2 separate regions of the Homo sapiens genome follow, and region 2 is linked to region 1. The links are chromatin loops, found by intact Hi-C in ENCODE. Cell type or tissue: mammary epithelial cell. All regions are shown on one strand. Links, peaks and the distances in the headings refer to the core of each region. The heading gives the core; the rest is flanking DNA. Region 1 overlaps LINC02595 (long intergenic non-protein coding RNA 2595). Region 2 overlaps LINC01186 (long intergenic non-protein coding RNA 1186).

What was found. A loop is a pair of places that touch in the nucleus more often than their neighbours do. Peaks named below come from ENCODE experiments on the same cell type or tissue, not always from the same donor. Only the 100,000 strongest peaks of a DNase experiment are listed, where the experiment ranks them.
Region 2: a loop joins it to region 1, with 7 times the contacts of the local background. A loop is called at or near these places in 8 of 110 quality-filtered maps.

Annotation. Positions count from the first base shown.
Region 1 is chrX:45,847,844-45,850,757 of GRCh38, reverse strand. LINC02595 (long intergenic non-protein coding RNA 2595) reads left to right here. Exons shown (of 3, transcript NR_125365.1): 2 at 1,286-1,383; 3 at 2,545-2,684. Among named protein-coding and RNA genes, the nearest start is that of LINC02595, 2.2 kb to the left of the region's middle. In mammary epithelial cell, for the core only: a CTCF peak has its summit at 1,289; a DNase peak (open chromatin) is centred at 1,327; H3K4me3 peaks cover 1,733 bases; H3K27ac peaks cover 1,642 bases.
Region 2 is chrX:46,324,429-46,327,342 of GRCh38, reverse strand. LINC01186 (long intergenic non-protein coding RNA 1186) reads left to right here. Exons shown (of 2, transcript NR_110388.1): 2 at 889-1,419. Among named protein-coding and RNA genes, the nearest start is that of LINC01186, 1.8 kb to the left of the region's middle. RefSeq lists an enhancer at 1-397. In mammary epithelial cell, for the core only: no CTCF peak of the experiment used is centred there; a DNase peak (open chromatin) is centred at 1,712; H3K27ac peaks cover 2,258 bases.

The sequences.
Region 1 (2,914 bases), core at 198-2,697:
GGTTTAATGGAGGCACGTGGGAGCAGTATCGATCTCTGGCGGGTCCCCAAAGACCCTCTTGGGATAGTCCAGAGCGTGTTCGGGGTTGAGAGCGAAAGGAGAGTGTTCCGTGTGAATGTGCGTCCTAGGGAGGAGGAGGACAGTGTCTCAAGGAGACTTGATTTTCTTTTATTTGCTGCAATTCCGTAAACCAAATCATGCTTTCGAGGCGTTAAAGTAAATTACTGGTAAGTGGGGCGGATCTCTGCTGGGGATAAAGAAGCTCCCGGGTTTGCGGGGTAGCGGGCCTGGCTGGCGTGCACGCTCGGTGGCTTTTGGCGCTGTCTCGCCTAGGTAGTGGGGGTGGAGGTGGTGGTGCTTGTGTCTTTGGCTTAAGGTGCTGGAGCCGGGCTTACTTGTCCTAGGTAGACTGTGGGACTTGGAGGAGGTAAAAAAGCTTCGCGGCGCGGTTATTCGCAATTAACTCCAGAAATCTCAGTGTGTGTCTGTCGGTCGGTCTCTCTCTGTCTCTTTCTCTCTCTCTCTCTCTCTGTCTCTGTCTCTCTCTCTCTCTCTCTCTCACACACACACACACACACACACACACACACACACACACTCGCACGTCTCATGGCTGCTTGGATTTGCCGATAGTTGTTCATGAATTTTTATTCCTGTTTGTTCATTTCCTGACTTTTTTTTTTTTTTTTTTTTGGAAAAAGGACCTACCTGTATTAAAATCCGTGGGGTTTCAGAAAGACCCTTCCGCAGTCATTCATATTCAAATCAAGGATAGGGCATTTTGATGAAAATACCCCACCAAACTGCTGTTTGGATTGGACAAAACTGTAGTTCAGGTTAGAATTACTGTTATTTTAAATAGACATCTTACAACCTTGTGGTAAAGTAACCTTAGCCTGAATCGCCCCTGATCTTTCTTTGTGTCAATTTACAGAATTCTGAATTACAGATGAACAAAGCGGTGAAGTTTTCTTTTAATTTTAAACGACAGGTCTTGAAATGGCTGTAAGTTGAGTTCTGCGACTCCATCTCTTTAATGATCGGCTCAGAGTGGTGTATAGTTGATGATCTGAGACTTACATATGTTTCAATTTCTAATCAAATAATTTATCATACCATTGGGGAGAAGGACGCCTTAGGAATTTTCAACACAGAGGAGAAAGAACATTTTTGTCTTTTGGAGCAAATGTTTTGCCACTTTTTCCCCAGATGTCCCCGTTAGATGCCTAGAAAAGATGCATTGTTGACGAATAATACATGATTTATTTCTCTTTTATGTCTACAGGTGGCAGTGTAGAAGCCAGACCGGGAGCTTCCAGAAGTGGTTTCTGAAAGAGTCAAATGTACATGAGTAAGCAAGCACAGGAATCTGAAAAACCACAGGTATGTAGGACAATTAATCCACCTATCTAGCTTTATAATTATTGCATTCCAGTAGTACTAACCCATTTGCTCTTATGTTCAATATTTTGACACTTATATAAATTTCTATGAAGTGAAATGTATTTTGAGGTAACCTCCGAGGAGAAGCAGGGTCTAATCTATTTCTGACAATGTATTTAAATAAAAATTCTGCATGTCATTATATTACATGACTTTTTACTGTTCTAAAAGAGTTGTTTTTCCATTGTGACCATGTGGCTTTGCATTTAACCAGTTGTTTGATATCTGCTTTTCAAAACACTTTTCCTGAAACTACATAAAACTGCCAATTGTTCTGAATAATTTCATTTGAGATAATGTTAACAGAGTCACCTGCATGAACCAATAACAATATCAGCTTAAAAATTTTTTTTATTTTTTGGCTGGGTGTGGTGGCTCACGCCTGTAATCCCAGCACTTTGGGAGGCCGAGGCGGGCGGATCACGAGGTCAGGAGATCGAGACCATCCTGGCTAACACGGTGAAACCCCGTCTCTACTAAAAATACAAAAAATTAGCCGGGCGTGGTGGCGGGCGCCTGTAGTCCCAGCTACTCGGGAGGCTGAGGCAGGAGAATGGCGTGAACCCGGGAGGTGGAGCTTGGAGTGAGCCAAGATCGCGCCACTGCACTCCAGCCTGGGTAACAGAGTGAGACTTCGTCTCAAAAAAAAAAAAAAATTTTTTTTTTTTTTTTTTTTTTTTTTTGGTGACAGGGTTTGGCTTTGTTACCCAGGTGGAGGGCAGTGGCAGGATCTCAGCTCACTACAACCTCCATCTCCTACATCCTACATCTCCTACATCTCCATCTCACTACAACCTCCCACAACACGCCGGGGTTGTTTTTGTATTTTTTGTAGAGACAGGGTTTTGCCATATTGTCCAGGCTGGTCTTTAACTCCTGGGCTCAAGCGATCTGCCTGCCCTGGCCTCCCACAGTGTTAGGACTACAGGCATGAGCCACTGCACCCAGCCAAGTATCAGCTTTTAATAAAACTGCATCTCACTGTTGAATTGACGTAACACCGATCAGAATACAGATGCATTAGGAGGCTTCTTTTAAACCAAGCCCTTCTGCTATTAACCTTCTGATGATTTTTCTCCTACTACCTTGCTGTTTTTACAGGCCCACTAATTTGCCTGCTTGACTAAAATAAGGACGAGTTATGTGCTGATGAGAGACATGTTTGTAATGTTATTCGTTGTGACACAGTTCAAAAGAATTTGCCTTTGATTCTCACTAAAATGTAAAGTTTTGCATATTAAGATCCTTTTTCAACAACTGAGCAACTCTTTATAATGAAGGGCAGAAGACGCCAAAGGGAAGAAAATATTTACCTTTGTGGGCTTTTACTTTCTTTCCTGGGAATGGTAGGCCATAGCTATTGGTATGTTTTTTTGTTGTTGTTGTTGTTGTTGTTGTTGTTTTTTGAGAAGGAGTCTCTGTCGCCCAGGCTGTAGTGTAGTGGCATGATCTCGACTCACTGCAACCTTCA
Region 2 (2,914 bases), core at 310-2,809, 480 kb before region 1:
CTGCTACCTAAGAAAGAAATCTCACAAGGGTGTTAAAAGGTAATTTCCAGAAAGAGGTAAAATCGTGACCGTTATACAGATATAAAAACGAACATGTGTTAAAGACTTTATTTTACTTACATAACTGAGAGAGCCAGGCAGATGTTATAACTGGTTTAAAAAAGAAACAGCCCCAATTTATGTGGAGTAAAGGAATTTAGAGATGAATTGCAAATGGAAGCAAACTGTTTATTGCCCCCCACCCCGCCCCCGCCGCCACACACACAGGGGGAAGGAAGTCAATTGAACCAGATAGGACAGGATTTGCATATCTATCAGTGACCTACAACTTAGGGAGTGGCAAATAGCTCCAGTAGAATCAGAATCAGATAACGCCTGAAAGCACGTACTACAGGCAATAGTTTTCTATTGAAGTGTGAATTTACAGGGGCAAGAAATTTTGCTTTCTGAATTTTTTTTTTTTTTGAGACAATGTTTCACTCTGTCACCCAGGCTGGAGTGCAGTGGCGCGATCTCGGCTCACTGCAACCTCTGCCTCCCGGGTTCAAGCAATTCTCTTGCCTTGGCCTCCCAAGTAGCTGGGGTTACAGGCATGTGCCACCACGCCCGGCTAATTTTTGTATTTTTAGTGGAGATGGGGTTTCTCCATGTTGGTCAGGCTGGTCTCAAACTTCTGGCTTCACATGCTTTTTTAACCCAAGAGAGTGAGATGAACTTGAGAATCTTTGGTCAAAGTTGCCCCCCAAACCTCCACAATATTCTACCTTACTTTATTTCCCTGTCACATCAAAATGCATACAATCGTGGTTGATTTGTTTCTCGGTGATTTGAGAAGGATTACAAAGAGGCTGTCTTGACCTTGTCATCTTGTTCTTTTCTCTCTTACAGCACTTGGCCCTAAAGAGAAAACACTAGGAGGATGGGAACCAGGGACAGAGAAGCTACTTGCTCTGCAGCTGTTTGGGCCAGTATGTTCCCTAATCTTGATGGCCATCCTGGGCTTATTTTCCTGAGAGTCTCTAAGTGACTCACTGCATCACGTAAAACTAAGAAAAAGGATGTCCTGAATTTTCCTGCTTAGAGAGCTTGTTTTTCTTTCCTGTTGCATCAAAGGGGTCTGTTAAACTTTCTAAAAGTACTAATCTGACCTGATATCTGAAGTAACAGATAGGAATTTGGGCTCTTTAAATGGAGCCCTTCCCCCATACCTGCATCTCATTGAAGAGGCTGAACTTCAAAACAAAATCATGTTGGAGAATTAAGTCTCGTTCCCAGATTTAATTTCTTATTTTTATATTGTTGCATAAGAAATCTACTCTATAAGGCATCTATTTTCAAATTTGGAAAATCTTATTTTAAGTTCATTTATTTAAAGACCAACAAACAAAAACACCAAATTCACTAGCCCAGGTCTTTATGGACCACCATCTCCCCTCCCCGCCTCCATTTCTCCCTGGAGTAGTGATTGTGGGGCCACTGCATGAATTTTACTCTATTATTTATCTAATGAGCAAAGCCAAGGCTGGCAATGCTGAGAATGCATGAGGGAAAAAAAGATATCACAATGACAGCACACTCTGCAGCGTTCCATCCAAAAGCAAGTAAGTGACTCACTGTTCTGTAAAGCACAGGGCAGATTCTTATACGGAAAAACTACCCTCAGAAGTGCATGTGAGACCCTAGTCTGTGTAAAGGAATTTACTCTGGGTTTTCTTCACATTGGCACTCAGGTATGCGGGTGTGGGTTCACAGACATTCCTTTCTGACTCATTACCCACTTTGCCCCTGCTCCCCGCCCCCTTAGTGCTTGAGGCACTTTTTCCAGCCTCCCCTGGGCTGGGGCAGAGATTGATGGTATCTTGGCACTCTCCAAAGAGAAGCTGTGCCCCTTTGCACTTTCTTTTTGTGACTAGTCCTTAAGACTTGCTGCCAAGCTTGGTTAAATGGACATGGCACAGCTGCCACTGAGCTGAAAGCTCTTACCTACGAGGGGTTGTGGTACATGTAGACTCTTCTGTTAGTCTGCCACTCAACACGTATTTATCCACCAGACAGACAGTGAGATAGTGAAGGGGACCAGAATCTGCCACCCCAAAATATACCACTTTGGCATAAGGATTGTTTTGATTTGAAAGCAATTAGCTCTCTGCCTTCCCCTTTTCTGTCTAAAAGTAGGACATAAATTTCCTTTTGAAAATTTACAAATTTCCATTTGTAAAGGTGTCTCCCTCTCCTGTACCAGCAAGAAAACTACTCTGGAGGCAACTCTTAGCACCCAGGATGTCTCTTATCCACATAACAAACCTTACTAAATGACCCTTATTTCCTGTACATTTCCTATTCACCTTCCTATAATTTATCTCCTCCCCAGAAGCCCCAGATCACTTTGCTTTTGTCTAGCCTAAGATAGTATATAACCCCAAATTCTAACTGCTTCCTTGAGTCACATTTCTTTGTGAACTCCTGTGCGTATGCACATACTTAAATCTGTTTTTTTTCTGTTAATCTGCCTTTTATCAGTTTTATTTGCAAGCTTCAGCAACTGAAGTTGAAACTGCCTTTGCAAAAATTATAACAGTCAGAAAATTATGACAGTGAAAGAGGTCTGATCCAACCAACTCTATCTTGCCTTTAACCTCCAAATTGCCCTTGATCAAGGCATGGGCCAAGCTAACTTTGGGAGAAATTTATAATTTAAATGATAATAGCCCTCCCCAAAACTAAACTGTCTTTGTAAAACTAATGAAAGGCCACCAGGTTGGGAGGATGATTGGGGCCTGAATTCCACTAAGATGTAGGCATAAATGATTACCGGCCATTATTCTGGAGGCCACAAGGTTTGCAACTTCCGCAATTACTCCTGTAAATAACATCACTATTGTAGAACCTAACATTGGCCTTTTGAGATGTCTTT